Regions from separate parts of the Mus musculus genome. Here region 2 is linked to region 1. Evidence: chromatin loops called from intact Hi-C (ENCODE). Cell type or tissue: gastrocnemius. All regions are shown on one strand. Links, peaks and the distances in the headings refer to the core of each region. The heading gives the core; the rest is flanking DNA. Region 1 has its middle 8.5 kb from the start of Ncor2. Region 2 overlaps Gm32585 (a long non-coding RNA gene).

The links. Peaks named below come from ENCODE experiments on the same cell type or tissue, not always from the same donor. Only the 100,000 strongest peaks of a DNase experiment are listed, where the experiment ranks them.
Region 2: a loop joins it to region 1, with 2.0 times the contacts of the local background. A loop is called at or near these places in 7 of 42 quality-filtered maps.

The regions. Positions count from the first base shown.
Region 1 is chr5:125,181,905-125,193,577 of GRCm38, reverse strand. No RefSeq gene overlaps it. Among named protein-coding and RNA genes, the nearest start is that of Ncor2, 8.5 kb to the right of the region's middle. In gastrocnemius, for the core only: CTCF peaks have their summits at 3,741 (motif pointing right) and 4,588; DNase peaks (open chromatin) are centred at 3,203, 3,758 and 4,556.
Region 2 is chr5:125,238,454-125,250,841 of GRCm38, reverse strand. Gm32585 (a long non-coding RNA gene) reads left to right here. Exons shown (of 4, transcript XR_377061.3): 2 at 2,595-2,772; 3 at 10,905-10,973; 4 at 12,111-12,388. Among named protein-coding and RNA genes, the nearest start is that of Gm32585, 7.8 kb to the left of the region's middle. In gastrocnemius, for the core only: no CTCF peak of the experiment used is centred there; DNase peaks (open chromatin) are centred at 5,174, 5,910, 6,737 and 8,499; H3K4me3 peaks cover 828 bases; H3K27ac peaks cover 2,999 bases.

The DNA.
Region 1 (11,673 bases), core at 1-8,000:
TTGAAATCCAGTAGGCATTCAGAAAAAAATGCGCAGGCCTTCCTTCCTAAGGAAAATTTTGGTTGTGTGCACACACGGGGAAGTCAGAGGACAAGCGGCTGGTTCTCCTTTTACCTCGTGGGCACTGCGGATCAAACTCAGGTGGTCAGGCTTGGCAGCAAGCACCTTTACCCATTGAGCCATCTTGCACGCCCCCAGTTTTTGGTTCTCTTTTTGTTGAGACCGACTCTCACTCGGCAGCCAGGGCCGAACTCAGTATGTACCCCAAGCTGGTGTCAAACTTGCCATCCTCCTGCCTCAGTACTGGGGATACAGGTGTGGACCACTACCCCGAGCTGGGAATTTTCATAAAACAACCACATCCGGGGTAGCCAACCCAACTTCAACCAGTTGTACCAGTCCAGCCCCAGTTTTCACCCCAGAATCCCCCTATTTAATCACTGGCCTCCCAAAGCCCTTTGATACTCAGTTCCCATTGGGGTCCCTTGTACCTGACTTCGGACTTTAACAGAATCCTCTGAGCTGTGTGCCTCTGCGTCTGGTCGCACGCATGTCACTATGACTTGTTCTGTTGTCTTGCTGTATAGGATGCCTTGGCAAATGATGACACCAGGCTTCTGGGTCCCTGGGTCCATTGTGGACAGGCATCTGAGAAGCATCTACACGTGGGTAACCTAAACTTTCCGTGGCTTTTTCCTCTCTCTGCTTTTCTTTCTCTTCTCTTCTCTTCTTTGCTTTTTGGTTTTTTGAGACAGGGTTTCTCTTTGTGTCGCCCTGGCTGTCCTGGAACTTGTTCTGTAGACCAGGCTGACCCCACACTGGGAGATTTGGACCTGCATCAACACCGCCCAGCTCTCCCTGCTTATTTTTTTTTCTAAGCACAGGAACCTATTTCTCAAGGGATTTTACCAGGATGGAGATTGTGGTCACAGGGTAGACTCGAGGTCATGCAGAATGAATGGAACTTTTCTTTTCTTTTCTTTTCTTTTCTTTTCTTTTCTTTCCTTTCCTTTCCTTTCCTTTCCTTTCCTTTCCTTTCCTTTTCTCTTCTTTCTTTCTTTCTTTTTTTTCTTTTTTTTCCTGAGACAGGGTTTCTCTGTATAGCCCTGGCTGTCCTGGAACTCACTCTGTAGACCAGGCTGGCCTCAAACTCAGAAATCCACCTGCCTCTGTCTCCCAAGTGCTGGGATTAGAGGCATGTGCCACCACTGCCGAGAGGATGGAATTTTCTAAGGTGGCCCAAAGACCTTATACTGTCACTTGTATGAATGACCCTGTGAGTGTACATGCATGTGTGTGTATGTGTACATGTGTGTAGCATGTGTGCATGCATGTATGGGACACACGATGCTGGGGATTCACCAGGCTTCACAGGTACTGAATGAGTGTTCTATCTCTGAGTTGAGATGCCTCAGAGGTTAAGAGCAACTCTAGAATTCTGCTTCCTACTCCTACTACAGCTGAAGGTTTCACAGGAACAAATGGGTCCCGCTCCATCTGGCCCAGGCTTCTCTCACTGCAGCATCTCAGCAGGCTCTCGTCTCAGAGTGCAGCGCAGGGCACAGGGTGGTAGCGGTGGTGGTGGTGGTGGTGGTGGTGGAGGCTGTGTCTCCTGTCACCTTCCCACCCCCACCCACATGCGCAGCCACCTCCTCCTGTGTTGCCATCCTGAGACCTTTAGTTCTCACGGTAGTGGCCTCCCCCCACCCTTCCCCGCTAGGTGATCTGCAGGGACAATGGACCGGACCGCAGAGCCTGCTGGGATGGAAACCTGCCAGCTCCCCGCTGCACACAGGGAGGGGCAGGCTGGCAGTATACACTCAATACCCCGAAGCTCCTGGCTCTGCCTCAAGACCCTTGCACTTTCCCCTTTACCTGAAACACCTTTCTGTGGCTATCCCCGGGCTGCTTCTTTCTTCATTGAAGGTCTCTGTGTGTCCTTGGCATCTCCCCAAAGAGGGAAGGTGTTCTTGGATCGGCCTCATTCTTTCCTGTGTGCACACGTGTGTGTAGGCCTGACCTGGGGACCACTTTCGGCGTGCTTCTTCATGTACCTTGAACTTAGTTTGGAGACAGAGCCTCCCACCGGCTTGGAACTTGCCAGAGTAACTTGGTTGTAGGAGGGATGTCCGTGGGCCTCGGGGGTCTGCTTGTCTCTCACAAGGGATCAATGTGCCAACACGCACAGCATCTGATTGCATGAGATCTGGGGATCAAACTTAGGGCCTTATGCTTATACACAGCAAGCGCTTTACATACAAGGCCATCTCCCACACCCGCCATTGCACACTAATTTCTTCATGTAACACCCCTTACTAGGACATAGGAGGTCCCATAAGTGCTCTCAGCAGAGCCCTAAGTCTGCTCGGCCTCTGCTCTGTCCTCCACATGAGGATCGCTGAGCCTCAGTTTCTCCCTTTACATCTTACACGCCTTGTCATCCCCATTGAGAGCTAAGGATGAACCTTAGTGCTAGGTGGAGCTGAGCCTAATGTAACAGTCAGCTACAAAGTTGCTGCTGTGTAACAAGTAGCCGCAGCATCCCTAAGCTCCATAGCTTATTGCAACCCGTTGAGGAAGCCATGGAATCAAGTAGCATGGTGGCTGCAGCCACGGGAGATCCCTGTAGAGTGCTCCTGACTTGCAGAGGGACACCTCCAGGCTGTGATTCAGGTGTCCCTTACCTCCTTGGCTCTGTCTTTCATGGCTTGGGGCAGATGGTGGATGTGTACCACGGACAGAGTTGAGCAGGCCCAGCAGGAGAGAAACCACCCTACCCTGCCGGTCATCCCATCTCCTGTGGAGACACCTGGCTATGAGGGAGTCTGGGAAGGACAGCCGGGTCCTGTCCATAAAGGATGAGGAAAGGCCTTGGCTCCTTACATAATGTGGCCTCAGGGATGCTGGCCCAACACCTGCCTCAGAGTGAACCTTGCTTAATCTCAGGAGAGCCTGGGTGAAAGCTAAAAGCCTGAAGGCGTCCTGTTTGGGTAAGTCCAGACCTGCCCTGGCCTGTTGGCCACTGGCCCAGGCAATGGACTGGCAGGGCTGTGGAATCTGCAGGTGCTGGGTATGGGGGTCCACAGATCCGCTGTCAGAGTCACCCTATCAGGGGAAGCAGGATGGATCGGGAGCAAGTAGGAGTGGTTGTCAGACTTCAGTTGCCTGGTCCACCTCATACCTGCATGAGCAGTGGGGGAGGGGCTGCTCATTCTTTACCACAGGGAAAGCCGAGGCAAGGCTCAGAGTTGTACCTGGCCTGAGGTCAAGGGGATCAGTACTTTGTCCCGTGATCTCCTGCTGTGCCTGCCTCAGTTTACCCTGTAGCCTCAGGATAAAATGCTAGAGGTTGGATCCCAGGATAGCCTTGAGGGGAGGGGCTATAGCTTAGGGGTAGGGGTGGAGTTGGGGGGGCCTCTCAAGCCTGAGATCAAGGGTCATGCTGGGACCTCCAGAGGCCATCCTTCCTATCAGATGTAATTTAGTGCCAGGAAGCCATGGCTCCCTGTCTTGGGGATCTTCAAGGCCTAACTCGAGTGTCCTCAGAATCTGACCTTAAACATGAGAGGCACAAACACCGCAAGGCCTTTTGTGAGCAAGTCTGTGCCGCGTACCATGCCTGCTGGTTGCACACGTCAGCCCTGTTCTGTGTGGCAGGGGACAGGTAATGATTCATCTAGACACTCGGGATAAGCGGCTGGCTTGAAGAACCTGCACGCCCTCCCTCAAGCCCCACCTCCAGCAGGTGGCGCTGTAGGGAGGCGGTAGGAGCCAGAGGGCGGGGCCTAGCTGAAGGCAGTGGGTAGGGGTGGTAGTAGAGGAGTAGGGTTGTGTGTGTGTGTGTGTGTCTCCCTGTATCCCGCATCCCCTCTGAGCTTTCTGTCCACCATAATGAGAGCAACCTTCTTCTCCACACATCCCTATCTCCATGACCTCTGCTCAAGTGACCCCAGATTGACCCCTCGGAAACCCTGAGTCAAAAGGATTAATCCTTCTAGTAAGCTGTTCCTTCTAAGAAACCTGACCCAGAAGTGTACATTCTGTTTGTTTTGTTTCGGTTCATTTTGTTTCGGTTCATTTTGTTTCTCTGTGTATCCCTGGCAATCCTGGAACTCACTCTGTAGAACCAGGCTGGCTTGGAACTCACAGCCATCCAACCTGCCCTCTACCTCCCAAGGCGTGTGCCATAAGCGCCCTGCTGAAGTTTACATTTCTTATGTTGACTCATTCACTCAGTAACCCTTACATCAGCATTAACTCTTTGCCATGTGCTTTTCTGGGTCCTGGAGACTGAGTCCTGGACAAGACACACCAGATCCATATTCCCACAAAATTCACGTGCATATCAAATACATGTACGGGGGGGGGGGGGGGGGACAGATACTCCACAACAGATGCCCTGTCAGGAGGTGCCCAGACCTTTGGCCAAACATCATTCCTGGTAATGACTCAGGATGTACCCACTCTTGAGTGAATGCAGAGAGTGAGTCAAACCAGTGGATGCTCCCCAGTGTGGGCGGAGCTCTCCCGGATTAGCAGAGAAGGCTGATTCTCCTGAGAGCAAGAGGAAGTTCCTTGCCTGGCTGCCTGAAAGCCCGGTCAGCAGGTGTCCCCCTCCCTGTGCGGCTGAACTGGAAGCAGAGCGCGCCTCTTGGGCTTCCAGGCTTTGGATGGAGGCACATGGCAGCTGTCCTGGGTCTTAGCTCCAGACTCCAAGGGAACCAGCTTCCTGGGCCTCCAGTGGGCAAACTGCTGACCCTGGGATTTTTTGTAGCCTTGATGACTGTTAGCCAGGTCCTAAGACTCTATCCATCAACCGCCTATCTACTGATCACAAACTGATCTATCTATCGCCATTTATATATAATCTTGCTATATCTTCTATCATTCAATTTTTTTATCTACCTGTCTTTATCTATCTATCTATTTATCTTTCTATCTTTCTATCACCTATCTATCATCAATCTACAGTCTATCTCTATTTCTCTGTCTGTCTGTCTGTCTTAGGATTTCTATTGCTGTGAAGAAACACTATGACCACAGAAACTCTTCTAAAGGAAATGATTTAACTATGGCTGGCGTACCTGGTTTAGTTCATTATCTTGCTGGCAGGAAGCATGGCAGCACACAGGCAGATGTGGTACTGGAGAGGGAGCTGAGAGATCTACATCTGGAGTGTGTATGTGTGTGGGGGGCGGGAAGTGACTGTGAGCCATTGAGCCAGGACTTGAACTTCTGAGCCCACCCTCTAGTGACAAACTTCCTTCAACAAAGCTGCACCTGCCCCTACTACAACAACAAACTCCACACCACTTAATAGCACCACTTTCTATGGGCCAAGCATTCAAACACATAAGCTTGCATTTCTGAGGTTCATTCCTATTCAAACCATCTATCTATCTATCTATCTATCTATCTATCTATCTATCTATCTATCTATCTATCTATCATCATTCTATCGCCTGTCTATATATCTGTCTATATCTATCTATCTATCTATCTATCTATCTATCTATCTATCTATCTATCTATCAATCATCTGTCTTCTCTAGTCATATCACATGCTCTATTGCTTCTGTGACTTTGGGTGAGACCCCTGACTATACAAGGGTGACAAGCCATACTGAACATGAAAGGTGGGGGAGGGGCGCTGGGGGGAGGGCAAGTTTTTTCAAGTGCACTCAGGAAGTGAAGAGCAATAGTGATAGTGTATATGAGGCAGTCCTGAGTACCAGAGATGCTCCTCATAGATCCTAAGGCCAAGGTGGGTGTGCCAGAGTGGGTGAGATGGCAGACTTGGGGGATGAATTGTAGGCCCTGGCTTGTCTCCCTGCCTAGTCCTTTTCTCTCCTGGGTATCCTTATCGCTCTCTTTGTATCTGACACAACCTGAGAAGTTCTGTCTGGCCCTGGGGTGGCTGGTACCATGACAAGAGGGTCTGGGTGGCTGCATCCTCTGACTGCTGTAGCTGGCACTGGTATGCTGCCACCTCAGGGAAGTTGGAGCCCTGACCCCTGGACCTTCCTGTGGCTCTGGAGTGCCATGTAGCTGTTTGCTAATGGTAACTGCTTATGGACTTGTGGAGGTTTAAATGAGAATGGTCCTATAGGCTTTTAGGTTTGAATGCTTAGTCCCAGCTAGCGGAACTATATAGGAAGGTTTAGGAGGTGTGGCCTTGTTGGAGGAGGTGTGTCACTGGAGGGAACATTAAAGTTTCCAAAATTCACCCCATTTTTCAGGCAACTCCCTCGCCTCATGATTTGTCTCAAGATAAGGGCTTATAGCTAACGCTCTTGCATTATGCCTGTCTGCCTGCTGCCACACCCCCTAAACAGCAGTCATGGGGTTACCTTCTGAAACTGTAAGCAAGATCTGAATAAACCCTTTCTTCTATAAGTTGCCTGGGTCATTGTCTTAGTGAGGGTTTTACTGCTGTGAACAGACACCATGACTAATGCAAGTCTTATAAAAGGCAACGTTTAATTGGGGCTGGCTTACAGGTTCAGAGGTTCAGTCCATTATTATCAAGGCAGGAGCATGGCAGCATCCAGACAGGCCTGGTGCAGGAGGAGCTAAGAGTTCTACATCTGAAGGCGGCTAGTGGAAGACTGGCTTCTAGGTAGCTAGGACTAGGGTACTAAAGCCCACTCCCGCCGGGCTGTGGTGGCGCATGCCTTTAATCCCAGCACTTGGAAGGCAGAGGCAGGCAGATTTCTGAGTTCGAGGCCAGCCTGGTCTACAGAGTGAGTTCCAGGACAGCCAGAGCTACACAGAGAAACCCTGTCTCGTAACCCCCCACCACCACCAAAATAAAATAAAATAAAAGCCCACTCCCACAGTGACACACCCACTCCAACAAGGCCACACCCACTCCAACAAGGCCACACCTCCAAATAGTGCCACTCCCTGGGCCAAGCATATACAAACCATCACAGTCACAGTTTCTCAGGTCAGCAATAAAAAAGTAACCATGATGCTGCTTCTCGGCTGGGTGACATTGAGGTGCTGATGCTTTCCACATCCGTAAGGCGATGACGGCAGGCAGGAGTTCCATCTTCAGATTCCCTGCAGGCTCAGCGACAGTTTGCCATTTAATTCCCATGGTAACCTGTACGATTTGGACCAGAGGGGTTGAGCGACTTCATCAGAAGTTGATCAGCTAGCAGTCTACTTGTGGGTCTGGGTGCCCAGCCACCATAGCACACAGCTTCCTAGACTAATAACCTCTGTAAGGTGCCTAGCTAGAAAGCTCTGGATGGGGACCCTGATCTTCCTAGTTTAGAAGAGAATGCCAGGCAGAATCTGCAGCCCAGCATGTCTCATCCCTACCACCTGCCATCATCTTAAACATCAAATCCTTAGCAAGATCCCCTAGATCTCCCACTCTTTCCCCTTTTTTTTTGAGACAGGGTTTCTTTGTGTAGCTTTAGCTTACCTGGAACTCACTGTGTAGACCAGGCTGACCTCAGACTCCGAGATCTGCCTGTCTCTGCCTCTCCAGTGCTCTGGGAGTGCTTGACTCAGTCATCTGGAGCCCTAGGGGGTTTGCCTGGAGGCAGCTTTCACTTGTGTTCTGTCTCTGCACTTGCTTCTGGCCCTTCTCCATGCTCTAAGGCTAAACAGCCTCCAATGGATCTTCCAGACACAGGCCTGGTGCTGAGGAAGCTATGGCCCCACAGAGGCATGAAGCCACCCTCTCTCAGTGAGGTCTGTTGTTAGCCACGCGCCAGGGCCAGAGCGTGTCCTCAAGGAATACCCTGGATGGGTGGCTGGAAGGGCCGCCCCTCACCTGGAGAACTGATCCAGAGGTTTTCAAAGGGCCAGGCAACAGTGGGATGATAGGTGGGGCTAGTGGGGTGCCCGCCACTGTGGCAGCTCTTCCTGGGTTTGCCAGAGGGTGAGTTCCTTGTGGGGGAGTTGGGACAGCTTCATTTCTATTGTCGGAATGGCACGAGGAAATCTCAGCTGGGGGCCAAACCCAGATGTGTGCCCCTTGGAATCTGGGTCCTATACATCCAGGATTGCTTCTTGTTGCATAGTCTAGCCCCTCTATGGGATGTGACCTTCCCTCAGCTCGTGTGAGCTTTTTAGGTCCTTGAGACATCTGGAGGGCCCTGCTGAGCCACAGGACAGACAGGCTCCAAGTCTCCAGATCCTTTTTTCCCACAAGACAGAGTTTTTTCTGTGTAGACCAGGCTGGCCTCAAACAAAGAAATCTACCTGTCTCTGACTCCTCTGTGCTAGGACTAAAGGTGTGCGCCACCACTGCCCTCCAGGTCCTTAAAGAGACTGCCATACCTGGCCCAGAGCTAGCCAGCAGAGACTAGAAGGGGCTATCCAAGGGCATATCCTGCTTAGCCTCTGGACTCTGATTTGGTCTTGGCCTGGACCCGGCCTCTGGCTGGCTCTTCTGTAGGTGTCTAGGCTGAACTGCTTTGAGCCCCAAGGCAGTGAGTGTAACCAGTCAGGGCCTTTGGAAGTTTGGGGTGGGGGAGGGGTTTTCCCACCAACTGTTGAAAGCTGCCTTCCCAACCCAGCGGGGAGGCTAGGCCACCCAGGGGCTCATTCCGGACATTCTCCAGGAGGCTGAGAAGCAGGGAATGTGGTACGAAGATGCAAGGGGAGCCTGCTTCAAGCAGCAGGCTCCAGATCCCAGCAATCTCTCACAGTGTGCTCAAAACCAGATGTCCGGGCTGGGAGAGAGGAAAAAAAAATAGGGATTTTCATGACCCATCGCCAAAAATTCCATATGGGATACAGTAGAAGCCAAGGTGTCCCTCCCTCCAGCCCTGTTCCCAGGCCCCACACCCTTCTCTGCTCTTGTCTCCTCCCCCACCTCTACCCCATCTCTGCCACCCCCAAGCCCCACAGACCCTGATATCCAAGAGAACCAAGCCAACGCTTAGGCCCTGTGGTCCTTGCAGCCATCCGGGAATCAGTTTCTCCTGTGACCTTCCCTATGACAACACTGACCTCACAGCTCTTCCACCCACCCTTCTCCCACAGACTCTCTGTTGTTCCTGGGCTACCCCAGGGCCTTTGCACGGGCTGCCCTTGCAGCTTGTTCCCTTTTGGCCTTTGGCAGTATGCACTGTACCTTCCTCTGGCTCCCACCCTTCTGCATGCTTCCCTGTCTTCTTGATACCTTTTTTTTTTTTTTTTCCTCTTCCATTTTCTCAAGAGCACCTACCACCTAGCCAGGCTTCAGGTATATTTACTTGTATTTAAATATGCATTTGGGGCCGAGATGTAATTCTGTGGAAGGCTGTTTGCCTTTGGCAGTCAAAGTCCTGGGTTCAAGAAACAAAACAAGCTGGGCAGTGGTGGCACACGACTTTAGTCCCAGCACTTGGGAGGCAGAGGCAGGCAGATTTCTGAGTTCGAGGCCAGCCTGGTCTACAGAGTGAGTTCGAGGACAGCCAGGGCTACACAGAGAACCAAAAGAACACTTGTTCATCCTCCCAGCAAGGGCACAGCACACAGTAGGTGCCTCGGGCTAATAAAAATCCTCGCAGAAGTGCCCCGGCCTAGACGGGCACTTACAGACAGGATTATCTAGCTGTGATTTGCACGCTCGGCATGGGGCGTTTGCATTAGACCTCAGAGACCTGGCTTGTGGCCGGGCTCCTGCTGTTCCAGGAGCCTGCAGCTGAGACAGCCCCTGCGTCCTCTGGCCTCCGGCCACTAACAGCCAAGGACCACAGCGCTGCGGTCCTCGTGGTTCCCTGCTCAGCCCCTTGTGAAATGCTTGGCAGTGCCACAAATAAAGTCCAGACGGACGCGGAAGCGGGTGACTCTGCAGTTTCTTGTGGTGAAGCGGGTGGAGGGTGGAAGGCTGGGGGCTCCAAACCACATCCTCGGAGATGCTTGCATAGCTTGGAGAGGATGGATCATCCTATGGCCGTGAGATTCCACCCCCGCCCCCACCATAGTAGCTACGGCTACCGCTACAGTCACTCTACCCTGCCTGGTACACAGCCAGTCCCTCCTCCATACTGTAATGATGGAAACTACGGCTTCCTTTCCCATTTGCTGATTCCTGTGTTTGGGGGTGGGGCTTGGGGGCGGGCAGGTATGTCAGTCCTTTGGTTTGCTTTACTGGTGAGATGAAGGAGGTTTTGCCCGCAGGCCTGGGGTCAGGTGTGGGCTAGGCAGCAGGCTCCTGGGATTGGATTTGCTTGTCTGGGGTTGTCTGATCCTATCGGGCCTGAGGACTTCCAGCTTGCTAGCTCCGTTGGAATTTTCTGCAGACACAGTTCTGTGTGAGTGAGAGACTTGCCTCCCCCCCCCCCCCCCCCCCCCCGCCCCGGGGCCTTTCGGCATCTTTCATTGTAGACAGTGTGCCACAGGCCCTTTGCACATGCTGTGATGTCCAGATCTGGTCTTTGGGATGGCTGGGCAGGGCTCTCATTTTCTCAGGTGAGTTCTGAGCCTGTCATGTTGGCTTCTCCAGATTTGCCCCGGAGAACCCCAGGTTTAATCTGTCAGCTTGGCCGCCTAGAACGGTTAACTTGAGTGGGTTACTGGAGGAACGGGCTATTGCCTGAGGGTCCTTCATTTCACCTGCCCAGAGGGTGAAATGAAGGACAGTTAGAAGCCATCATGAAGTAAAGACACCAGGAAGTTCTGGAAAACTCAAGTTTGTATCCTCTGGATTACCAGTATGCATGAGTTTGAGCATTTATTGGTCTCGGGCAGGTCTTTCCTTGTGTGTCCCAGACTAGCTCTGGACTCTCCATCTCCCAGCCTCAGCCTCCAGAGTGGTGGGGTGACAGATAGGCCTGTACCATCCAGCGGGGCTCTCAGGCCATCTTTGTTGAGTGTCTGGTGTGTACCCTGAATGCAGCCAGCTGGGAGCTGAACAGGTACAGTCTGCTCTCCGGCTGACAATATCTAAGCCACAAATGCCTTTGTTCTGAACTTCAGCTGGGGAAGGATGAGGAAAAAGAGTAGGCCTCACTGTGGGGCTTGCTTATAGATAGGAGGTTGGCGAAGGGCTTCAGAAGGGGGTGATGGCAGAGGGTGGGGCTGACCTTAGAAGATTGGGGGGTTTGGCTGAGGGACCGCCACATGTAAATGAACTCGGTTAATTTGCCAAGCTCTTAGGAAGGAATGATCGACTGATTGATTAAAGGATAAAGATGAAGCCGGGCGTGGTGGTGCACGTCTTTAATCCCAGCACTCGGGAGGCAGAGGCAGGCAGATTTCTGAGTTCGAGGCCAGCCTGGTCTACAGAGTGAGTTCCAGGACAGCCAGGGCTACAAAGAGAAACTCTGTCTCAAAAAAACAAAACAAAACAAAAAACAAAACAACAACAACAAAAGGATAGAGATGGATTTATTTACCTAGAATGATTTTTGTTATTATGTTGGGGATTGAAGGTAGGGCCTAACATGCTGGGCAAGCACTCTATCACTGAGCTACAAGCACTCTATCACTGAGCTACAAGCACTCTACATCCCTAGTCCTCTTCTATTTCTAACTTAAGACAGGGTCTCTCCAAGTTTCCTAGATTGGCCTTGAGTTTACTCTGAGGCCCAGGCTGCCTGCAACTTGTAATCCTCCTGCCTCCTCCAAGTAGTTGGGGTGACAAGTGTGTATTACCAGGCTAGGTTCTTACTTGTATTCTTTTCTTTTTCTTTTCTTTTTGCATGCTTTGGTGTTTTGCCTGTG
Region 2 (12,388 bases), core at 2,383-10,382, 55 kb before region 1:
TGTGGACGGGAATACGGACAATAAAGGATGTTTGGGATCTGGGTCCCAGGGAAGTGTTCATCTCTGTAGGATAGTTCGGCACTATGTTAAGTTGTGTGTGTGTACATGGGTATAGAGATCAGAGACTGAAGCCGGTATCTTCCTCTGTATCATTCATTCATTCATTCATTCATTCACTGTATGCATGTACCATGGGACACACCGAAAGATCTAAGGACAACTCTTAGGCATTCATTCTCTTCTTCCATTACGTGGATCTCAAAGGATTACCAAGCTCTTCCGCAAGCACCTTCACCCAGAGAGCCATCTCTCCAGCCCTGACCTTATTTTTTGAGATAGTGTCTCTCACGGAACCTAGAACTCACTAGCTCTGCTAGGCTGGCGGGCAAGTGAGCTGCTGAGGTCTGCCATCCACCACCTCCTGGCACTGGGTTCATAATCCTATAAAGACCTGATGATTCTGGGCCCATCAGGGCTGTGGGCCCTGCGGTTTCTGTTGGCTATGAGAGTAGCTATGGGCAGCTTTTACATACAGATTCCAAAATCTCAATATGGATAAATGCTTGTGAATATCCCAGGGACAGGTTTGTTTGTTTGTTTGTTTTTTTTTTTTTTTTTTTTTTTGGTTTTTCGAGACAGGGTTTCTCTGTAATCCTGGCTGTCCTGGAACTCACTTTGTAGACCAGGCTGGCCTCGAACTCAGAAATCCGCCTGTCTCTGCCTCCCAAGTGCTAGGATTAAAGGTGTGCGCCACCACTGCCCGGCTGTTTGTTTGTTTTTAATGATTTCTTTCTTTCTTCTTTTTAAGTATAGAATAGAGTTTATTAAGTGCATGGGGAGGAGAGTTAAGAGGGTAATAGAGGCAAAGAAAGAGAAAGCAGAGACAGAGACGTAGAGGAGTAGAGGCTGGCCATGAGCACGTAGAGAGAGAAGGGGGGAAGGGGGAGACGACAGAGCAAGTGCAAGAAGGCAAGAGGGCAAGAGTGATTTATTTCTTTTTATTTTATGCGCATTGGTGTTTTGCCTGCGTGTGTTTCTATCTGCATGAGGGTGTTAGGTACACTGGAACTCGATTTAGAGACAGTTTTGAGCTGCCATTCGGATGCTGGGAATTGAACTTGGGTCCTCTGGACGAGCAGCCAGGGTCTCAACTACTGAGTCATCTCTCCAGCCCCCAGGGGACAGTTTGTGGGTGGATCCGACTCAGACAGTAACTTATGGGGTTGAATTGGATTATAATGAATTTGAAATTATTTGCACCTGCTGTCCGTCTAGTCCTATGTCTTGACAAGGCAGCTGGTTTGTTTTAATCCTGCCCAGGTCTGTGATATGACCTCTGATAACACGGCTCACAGGCAGATCTACCTGGCAGCCTTTCTCTATCACCTCCCCCTCTGACCTCGCTGGATTCTTTGTGTGCTGAGCCTGTTATCCAAAGTCCCCAGCCACAGGAGGTCACTGACAGCCAAGTTACCTCCACTCTTTGCTCTTTAACTGCCCATAGCTGACTGGGCATGTGTCCTCCTGCCGGCTGAGGGCAACTGAAGGTCAGACGCACCAGGAGGGACCTGCAGTGTTCTTGCTTAGGAAACATGATCAATAAAGCATGAACCAGCCAGCTTCCCTGGTGCAGATGCCACCCAATGGGACAACGAGTCGAACTAGGATGCTGGTGACATCTCTGGGCTCCATGGCTGCTTAAATTTGTTTAAAAAACAAACAAACAAACTGTGGTTTGCCACAATAGAGACAACAGGAAATGGCCACTTGAGTTGTCTGTAAACACCCAGTTCCATGGATGGCATGTGCCTTGCCAGTGAGGTACAGCTGTCTCTGCAGGCTGCTTCCAGAATCTTCATCCTCCTGGTTTAATGGCTTAAAGCCTCAGGCAAGGGCGTTCCTGGAGAAAGAAGTTAAGAGAGGAGCATGGGAGAGGCCAGGAGCCCAGTATGGATCAAAACCTAGAAGCTGAGACTGAAGAGATGGCCCAGTGGTTCAGAGCACTGGCTGCTCTTCCAGAGGTCCTGGGGTCAGTTCCCAGCACCCACATCGCCTTCTTCTGTCTGCATTGGGAACTGTATGCACGTGGTACACATACATACATGCAGGCAAACACTCATATACACAAAATACAAGTCTTCAGAGAAGCTAGGGTCAGATGGGCAGCTCCTGAAGGAACTGGAGGAGCTAGGCTGGCAGTGCAGGGGTGCACAGGACAGGGTTTCTCTGTGTAGCCCTAGCTATCCTGGAACCCACTCTGTAGACTAGGCTGGCCTCGAACTTAGAGATCTCCTTGCCTCTGCCTCCCAAGTGCTGGGATTAAAGGCGTGCACCACCACCATCCAGCAACCATGCTAGGCTTAAAGGTATACACCACCACTCCCACGTCAGCCCTGGTTTTCATGGGGCAGGGGGAATCTGCTACCCCCACCCAGCCTGAAGGAACTGACCTCAACTCTAGAGCCACCGACCAGGGATCAAACAAAGCAGCTCTCTGCTCCTTCTGGGTCCAGCCTGGTTTTAGATGGCCTGTCATGACTGGTCGGGGACTTTGCAAAGACGCTGACATTCTCTGAGATTTTTTTCTTTTCAAGTTCAACAGGAACGCTGAGTAAGTGGCAGATGGAGAACAGCGAGCTGTCTTCTGTCTCTGGTCTGTGTTAGCATTATATCTACACCGAGCCGGACAGTGTGTTTGTTTGGGGAGAGACACGAGACACCCTCCCCCACCAAGGACTGGTCCTGCTCATCTGCCAAGAACCACAAGGTTTTGTGAGTTAACCAAGTATTTTGTCTTCAACCTGAGCCAGGTTCCTGTCTATAGAATGGGTCAATTATGATCCTCAGGCTTTAGGGCTCTCCTAGATCAGGGGAGCCCCCTGTGCACATGGACTCAGTGGGTACAAAGACATCTTAAGGAAACAGGGATGGTGTTGGTGAGCCAGGGCTTAGCTGAGGCTTCCATGAGGTATCTGACTCTAAGCCTGGACATCTCCTGGGCTCCCCCGTCTAGGAACCTCTTGTGGCTCCAACCCCAGGACATCCAGATGTGGCTGTTGAGAGATGGATCTGTTATGGTTTGGGCCTGCTTCCTACAGACTTGTGCGTTGGACTCTCCCCACCCCCACTCCCCCAGTTGAGGGTGCTACTGTGAGAGGCTGTGGAACCTTGGGGACCTATGGTCTAGCTGAGTCAGTGGTTCTCTGTGGGCAGGTCTTGGTTGTCTTCCCTTCTGGTTACGGCCAGAGCTCTTTGTGTCATGATTCCCTAAGGTGAGAGAAGCCGTATACACTCCTGCCACCCCAGACAAAGCCACTCGCTGTAGCAGTCCCTTCCGTGATGGGCATGGGCCAAAAACAAAACTCCCCCTCCCGCTATGCCGTGCACCCGGCTGCAGACCACATAGCTCCTCCCTCATCTTGAGCTCAGTCAGGAGAAGGTGTGTTTTGCTTCCGTAACAAATGGAAATCCGTAAATCTCAGCCCTTGATAGACTGAGCAGTGACTATTGTTAAGGGACACATGGAGCGAGAAGACAGCTCCTCAGGCAGCATGTCATTATGAGGCAGGTAGTTCAGATCCCCGGGACCCAGGTAAAAGCCTGACATGTGTGCTGGCAGCTCCCCTGTATAATCCCAGCAGTCAGAGGTGGAGCTGCGTGGTTTTCAGAGCAAGCTCTGGGATCCGTGAGCTCTGGGTTCAAATTGGAGATCCTATCTCAACATATTCAATACAGAGCAATGGAAGAAGGTACCCGTGTCACATCTGTATATCAAATGCTTATACACATGCACACTATACACCCAACCACTCATACACACACACACACACACACACACACACACACACACACACACACACGGCATGTGAACCTGACTAAATCTTATGTCTCTCCCCCACCCCCACCCCTAACTCCAGTCTTGCGTCATAGCTCAGACTAGCCTCAAACCTACAACCTTCCTGCCTTCGCCTCCCAAGTGCTGGGATTATAGGCATGACTCACCACACCCAACCATACCCATTCTTTTCTTTTCTTTTCTTTTCTTTTCTTTTCTTTTCTTTTCTTTTCTTTTCTTTTCTTTTCTCTTCTCTTCTCTTTTCTCTCTCTCTTTCTTTCTTTCTTTCTTTCTTTCTTTCTTTCTTTCTTTCTTTCTTTCTTTCTTTCTTTTTTTTTGAGACAGGGTTTCTCTGTATAGCCCTGACTGTCCTGGAACTCACTCTGTAGATCAGGCTGGCCTTGAACTCAGAAATTCGCCTGCCTCTGCCTCCCGAGTGCTGGGATTAAAGGCGTGTGCCACCACACCCGGCCACCATACCCATTCTTAAAATGGTACACCACCCTGTTCTGAGCATCAGAAGGGAGTGGTTCATCTCAGCATCTTTAGTAATTGTTATCCTTACCTACTGTGGGATAAAGAAAGAAACCCAGAGAGGCCAGGTACTTTGCTCAGGGACCTGCAACAATGACATCTTCCTCATGTCCTCAAGAAAACCTTCACTTGCTGACCGTGGTGGCACACACCTTTAAGCCCAGGATTCAGGAAGCAGAGATAGGAGATAGAACTCAGAGTTCCAAGCCTGGTGTGCAGAGCAAGTTCCAAGTCAGCCAGGGCTACATGTTTCAAAATAAAACAGAAACAACCTTCATCTCTCCTTTTACTCTAAATCTGGGACACACACACACACACACACACACACACACACACACACCACATGAACACAAGCCAGTATGCGCGCGCCCTGAGTGCACCACCCTGCTTGCACACAGAATGGTAATTTGGGGCAGGAGGGGCCTAGGGGCCTCTCTTATTCCCTCTTAGGGACTGAGATCACTGTGGCTTCCTGTCCCGTGTCGTGATTCATGGCGCGTCTAAGGTGCCCGCCACAGCGTGAGCTCATCCAAATCCCGTCTATTGTCTGAGCCGCTCCAGGAGACACATCTGAGGCTGGGGATCACAGTGGCTCATTTATGACGCCAGCCTCCCCACGGCGTAAGGCAGAGGCAGAGCTGCTGAGCTCAGAGAAAGATCGGGTTGGCTCGCCTAATCCCCAGAGGAGCCAGAGCGCCCGAGGCGAGCCGAGATGAGCAAAGGTTCTGGATTCTCCAGGCAGACAGCGCATCCTGTTTCCTGCAGCGGGGGTCCCAGGAGGGAACTCAACGCTGCCGCCATGGAGTGGCAGATGGCTCACGGCATCTTGAACTTACCGCTGCTGGAGATGGGCCTCAGGCCCCCTTCTTGGCATTTCACATCTCTGCCAAGCTGAACCATCTGTCTATGCCGGACTAAGGACTCAGGGTCACCCCTGGCTGCTTCTCCCTCCACCCCCCCCCCACCCCCGCCCCCAGCCTGTTCTGCAACCATTTCATTAGCGAGGATCACAGTTCCTGGTTCCAGCCACCTTTGTTGCCTGGACCCTGTGCACTAATCCAGTCCTCTGGGTTTCCAGTGGCCACGCCTTCCCCTACCAGCTTCATCTCTTAAGCAGCAGCAGTCTGTTAAATCTGTTACAGCCCAAAGCATCTACTCTCCTCCTGTGACTCCCACCTTCCTTAGAGCGAAGATCCCGGTTGCCCTCCCCTCATGCCAGTGGCGCCCTTCCTCTCACGCCAGTGATACACTCCCCCCCCCCCCACACACACACACGGGTGACCCCTTTTGCCCTTCACATCTGCCTTCCTGATGGCTTCCACTGGTTTTTGGAGGCAGCCCTGCCTCGGGACCTCTGCCTAGGCTGCTCCACACCCTGAGCTGCTCCTGGCTGGTGCTCACTTCTTTGCAAGTGCAGGCAAAATCAGATCTGCTGCTGCTGGCAGCTGGAGGTCCCTCGGCGCCCCCCCCCCCCCCAGCCTCCCACTCTGCATTTTTCCAGGCTGGCTCAGGATTGTGGCCTGTCACCAGCTCAGAACTAACACACAGCAGGGTCTCTCTGACTGTCTACCAAATGTGGGCACTTACATCCACAGTGGGCCAGGCACCGGGAGAGACTCAGATCCGAGCAGACAGCAGATACAAAGTACAATTGAGCAGTGGGGTCAGGAAGGCGGCTGGCCCCCTGGTGTGACCTTCTATGTGGCCAAGAAGGATCCAGGAAGTGGAACCTGAATGCAGTGTGCCTCCTAGCTGGCTCCAAATCGGCTCCCCAGCCAGGGCTAGGCGCTTCGAGATGCTCAGTCCGTTTCAGAACTTACCTGAGCCTCAGATCACACAGGACTGTCATATTTTGCTCTGAGGATAGTGATGAGGCCAGGCTGGGAGTAGAGCCTGTTCTCATGTCTTTCCCTGGGAGGAAGAGAAGACCCACTTGTCTTCTATTCCCCTGTGAGGCCTCTGTGCCCAGGGCCGGTAGCTGATATGACTGAGTTGAGGCTCATCCTGAGACCCCTGGCCTTCCTGCTTCCTAGCCTTCTGTCTCTATGAGCAAGTCTCTGACCACAGGACCTTTGCACCTGATGGACTTAATCTGTAGTCTTCTTCCTTTCTCCTCTCCCCCCACCACCCGCACACATACCCCCCCCACCCCTGCTGCCACACATATTGGGTCCCTTAGGAGCCTCCCTCTCCCTCGGCTTGGCTGGCTCCCTGCTGCAGGTCCCCAATGCTCTGAAAAAAGAAAATCTATTTAAGACACGAAGAAACGGGGGAGAGAAGGGAGTTGTGCCACAAGCTGTGACACACAGAGACTCAGCTAAGAAGCAGCCAGCCCCCCAGATGGCAAGAGGCCCCGTGGGAGGCAGCTGCAGCTGTCACATGCAGATGGGAGGCGGGACACTGGGTGCCAGGGCTGAGGGAGGGGTGGATCAGGGACTCAGCAGTAGAGCTGCTGATGAGGGAGATGAAACCCTTCTGGGAGGGGGCAGCAGGGGTGAGTTCACAGAACAATGGCTGCCTCGTAAACAGCACATGCACACACACATACATGTGCACACATAAGTACACACACAAATACATAAACACACACATGTGCACATGTGAACACACATTAAACACACACACACACACACACACACACACACACGCATGTATACACAAACACTCCATCCATCCAGTCTGACTTCTGATGGGCAGGCTCAGGTGCAGGGCAGGCTCTAGAGCAAGAGAGGACCAGCCTGGGGCTTCATTCTGTCCCTTTTTCCCAGAAAGTGTCCTGGAAAAACCCCTCTCTCTTGGTGCTGCCTCTAGAGCTGTGGGTCTGTCAGAGGTTATCTTTTTTCCTGGTGCTGAAGATCAAAGGCTTAGGCTAAGCAGAGGCCCTACCACTGAGCTATGGTCTCCTTTTCTTCTTCTTCTTCTTCTTCTTCTTCTTCTTCTTCTTCTTCTTCTTCTTCTTCTTCTTCTTCTCTTCTTCTTTTCTTCTTCTTTCTTCTTCTCCTCCTCCCCTCCTCCTCCTCTTCTTCCTTCTCCTCCTTCTCCTCCTTCTCCCCCTCTTCTCCCTGTCCCCCTCCCTGTCCTCCTCCCCATCCCCATCCCCCTCCCTGTCCTCCTCCCCCTCCCCCTCCCTGTCCTCCTCCCTCAGGCCAAAAACTGACATGGTCCTTAAGAAAACATACAGCTCTTACTGAGGGCCTGAGTTCAGGTCCCAGCAACCACATTGAACTTCAGCTCCAGGGGATCTGGTTCGTTTGAGGTTTTACACACACACACACACACACACACACACACACACACACAAATACACACATACACACATATACACATATATGCACACACATAATTCTTATACACATACATATACACATACACACAAACATATACATATGAACACATGCATATAAACTACACATATATGCACACACACATACATACTTACACACATGTACACATATGCACATATACACACATGTGTGTATGTATACATATACCCACATATGTACACATATGCACATATACATACACACACTTCCTTAAATTTTTAATTTTTAAATTTTTTTTATTTTTTTATTTTTTGGTTTTTCAAGACAGGGTTTCTCTGTACAGCCCTAGCTGTCCTGGAACTCACATTGTAGACCAGGCTGGCCTTGAATTCAGAAATCCGCCTGCCTCTGCCTCCCAAGTGCTGGGATTAAAGGCGTGCGCCACCACATCTGGCTCCTTAAATCTTTAATTTAAAAAATCCTGGGCTGGTGAGATGGCTCAGTGGGTAAGAGCACCTGACTGCTCTTCCGAAGGTCCGAAATTCAAATCCCAGCAACCACATGGTGGCTCACAACCACCCGTAATGAGATCTGATGCCCTCTTCTGGAGTGTCTGAAGACAGCTACAGTGTACTTACATATAATAAATAAATAAATCTTAAAAAAAAAAAAAAATCCTGTGCCACAGAGAGTTCACCAGACACACATTCTGCTGGGTGAAGATGTGGGGGTGAGGCACAGGACACAGCCCTCATTTTTCCTCCTTGTGTCCCCTCTGCACTGGTTTAACAGCCATGGTGGCTCACTGCGGCCTGACTCTTGTTGGCCCAGTCTTTCATAGTCTGGCTCACCAGGGCCTGGCTCTAGGCCACCAGGTGTCCTTGCCAGGAGAACATCCGATCTGGGAGCAAATGGCGGGAGAGTCAGGCCTTGTACATTCCTGCCCTGGGGCCCCAGTTCACCGCAGATGAACCTCACCCTTTTAACAATAAACGTCACCTGTCCCAGAGGGACGCTTGACCCCAAGAGCCACTTACCAGCCACTTGGTCAGAAGGCCACACACGGATGCTGTCAGGCTAAGGTGGGAGGACCAGGAAGGTGTGGGTGAATGAAAGCCCAGGGTCCTGGTGGTGGCAGCAGACAGAAATGTCTGAAGCAGTGGCCCCAGATTCCGTGCACCAACCACACTCTCTACTGAGGACAGTGCTGGACCCAAACTTAAAACCTCAATGGGCCTGGCCGGCTCAGCGTGAACCAGTTTTTGGATCCCTGTGTGGCCTTTGCCTCTGTCTGGAGTGGAGCCTGCCAGGCAGGCTTCAGAGGCGCACAGCCCCAGAGCTCCCCCTCCCCCTCCCCTCCCCCTCCCCTGCAGTCAGACTCCACAGCTCCAGTGCCATCCAGCAGGAGGCAGGGCACGAGAGAGAGAGAGAGGGGGGGGAGCGAGAGCTAGCTTGTGTGGGGTCACTCACCTCTCCACAGGGAACTTCTGGGGCCTTTCCTCCTGTCCTGTGTTATTATTTCCTTCCTTCTCCATCTCAGCCCCGCCCCTGCAACCCAGGGGAGCGGGACTCAGAGAGGGCAGCAGCTGGACTGAGATCACACAGCAAGGTGAAATGACACACTGAGTCCTTGAGGGGCAGGGCATAGGCCCCTGGGTGATGGCAAGATGGGTCAGGCAAGACCAATGGCCAGGCAGACGTCTCTGGGCTCGGTCACCATGAGTCCTTCAGTTGTGCCCACATGGGAGACATGGGTCTGACTAGCATGGTGGGGTTGATTGAAGTCCCTTCCAGTGTCCCATGGACAAGGGGCTCTGGAGGAGGGGTCCTGGAGAGGTCTGTAGCAGTCCCACCCGGCAGTGTCTGTGTTACACACTACACAAATGCAACTTGTTTCTTTCCTTTCTTTTCTTCTTCCTTCCCCTTTCTTTCTTTCTTTCTTTCTTTCTTTCTTTCTTTCTTTCTTTCTTTCTTTCTTTCTTTCTTTCTTTCTCTCTCTCTCCCTTTCTTTCTTTCTTTCTCTCCCTTTCTTCCTTCCTTTCTTTCTCTTTTCTTTCTTTCCTTCTTTCTTTCTCCCTTCCTTTCTTCCTTTCTTTCTTTCTTTCTTTCTTTCTTTCTTTCCTTCTTTCTTTCCTTCTTTCTTTCCTTCTTTCTTTCTCCTTCTCTCTCTTTCTTCCTTCCTTCCTTTCTTTCTTTCTTTCTTTCCTTCTTTCTTTCCTTCTTTCTTTCTCCTTCTCTCTCTTTCTTTCTTTCTTTCTTTCTTTCTTTCTTTCTTTCTTTCTTTCTTTCTTTCTTCTTAGAAAAGACTGGCCTCAAACTCTCAGATCTGCCTGCCTCTGCCTCCTGAATACTGGGATTCAAGGCGTGCACCACCACCACCAGGCTTACAAAAGCAGCTTCTAAAGAGGCCACCAGAGGAGATCCCACTCCTTTGCTTGCCCACTCACTTTGCAAGGAGAATGTCTTTGGGTGGGAGTAGGGCCCTGCACCTGGTGATACTCCCCTCCCCCAGGAAGCTGGTGTCATAGTGACACACTGAATACCCCAGGGGGCCGCCTGCATTGAAATGGCAATTGTAGCTGTTCCAGAGAAGAGATGCTCTCAGAGCTCACCTGGCCCAGCATGCCCCTGCAGGTCCTGTTGCCATGGTAGCTAGCAGTCCCGGCTTGAGAATCCTATAGTCTCTGCCTGTGTTGAGGACAACCTGCTGAGGTTTGGTCTTTTGCTTGGATGGTAATGCTAAATACTGGGCCCCAAGGTCCAACTGCCCCTGGGGACAAGAGAGTCAGTATGGTATGTACCCAAGTGACATACCTAAGTGACATATGTAACCTTGCTCCCCTCACGTTACTCCTGATTGGTGAATAAAGATGCCTACAGCCAATAGCTGGGCAGAAGAGAGGTAGGCGGGGCTCTTGGGTTGCTGGGCTTGGGGTCTGAAGAGAACCACGGGGAGGAGAGGTAGAGAGAGGAGGAGATGCCATGGGTTAGGTGAGTTGTGAATACATGGCCATGAGGGCTGGCCAATTGGAGCTAAGAGCTGCCCAGATGGAACGTGGCAAATTATAACTTGGGGTGTTTGATGGGGAAATAGATTTTAGTAGCTTAGAGGGTGGCTATCTGCCCAGCTTTAGTGCTGATTAAGGCTTATTAAAAATATAAAGGTTGTGTGTCTTTTATCTGGGAACCAAATGATCAAAGGCGGGGTAGGAAACCCTGTTTGAGATTAAATATTTACAACAACAACCCCTTCACTCCTCTTTCTCTTCCAGCTCTGGCTCTCTCCATCCACCCGCTCCTGTCAGAGCATCCTTCCCCTGGGAGATCAAGGACCTGCCAAGGTGAGCTGGCCACTGAGTACCACTCGACCTGAGGTCAGTCAGTGATGAAAGCTGAGCTACAGTGGGAGAGAGGCAGCTGCTGTTTGCCGCCTGAAGTAGGAAGACAACTTTTTGCCACTGACAGAAACCTCAATGTGCAGGAGCAGAGATCAGATCTTTTTTTTTTCTTTTCTTTTCTTTTTTTATGTATATGGGTGTCTTGTCTGTATATATGTCTATGTATCATGTATGTACCATGTATATCCCAGAGAGGCCAGAAGAGAGCATTGAATTCCCTGGACCTGGAATTACGGGCAGGGTGAGCCTCCATGTGGGCACTGGGAATCGAACCCAGGTCCTTTGGAAGAGCAACCAAGGCACTTAACAGGCATCCTTATTCACCAATCAGAATTAACTCAAGGGCAGGTTCCAGGGGCTATGTGTAGACTTCAGATCTTGGGGGCCCCATAGCTGGGCTGAAGAGACATAGGTAGGGTTGAGGTTTCACAGGCTTTCAAGAGGGAGGACCACGAAGTGGGAAGAGAGAGGAGGAGAAGCCACCGTGGGATAGAAGAATGAGCAGGAGGGAGGAGAGATGCCATGGGAGAACGTGGCCCAGATGGCTGCCCCATTGGGTAAGGAGCAGCTAGATGGAACATAGTACCTAGTAAATAATAACTTAGGGTTATCGAAAGTAGATACTAACAGCAAGGAGGGTAGGCAGCTGCCCAGCTATGGTGCTGTCTAAGGCATATTTAAAAATATAAAGGCTGCGTGTGTCTTTCATCCGGGAACATAAATGATCTAAGGTAGGAAGAAGCCCTAGACCGGGATTTTTAATATTCATGACAACAGTGTGGTCTCAGCATCTCTTGCTACCATCCCTTGCTCTTCCCACATTCTACAGTTGTCTGGCTTTAAGCACTTCTTGAACCACCATTTCATCGGCATCAGTGTCTGCCTGTATCGACCTTGTGTTACTCCAGGGTCATCTGGGGCTACTGTGTGGTGGTAACTTGGAGCCCAAGTCAACCCTTAGCAACACAGATGTGCCAAGCTAGGGACAGCATGTAGAGGCTGATTTCTTCTTTACAGTACGGAGGTTGCTGAATACACAATATGAAACTGTCCATGTCTGTCCTTCTTTTCCCTCATCAGGAAGACCATGCATGGAAGCCAACTTTACACGGGAGGAAATGCAGCCCGACACATCCGAAAAAAGCTAACTCCCATGAGTACCTGGATCCAGCGCTACCCGAGGCTAGCCGTTCCTTCCTATCCTCCGATTCTGAGAAAATAATCTTCTGGCCGTGCATAGAGTGGGGAACCCATGCTCCTACCTGGTCCCCTAACCCCTCCTGTTGTGATAGCCCAACCCAGGACTTAGTACGAACAGTTCTCTGTAGACAGTGAGCCATCTGGCTCGCTGGTTCTCC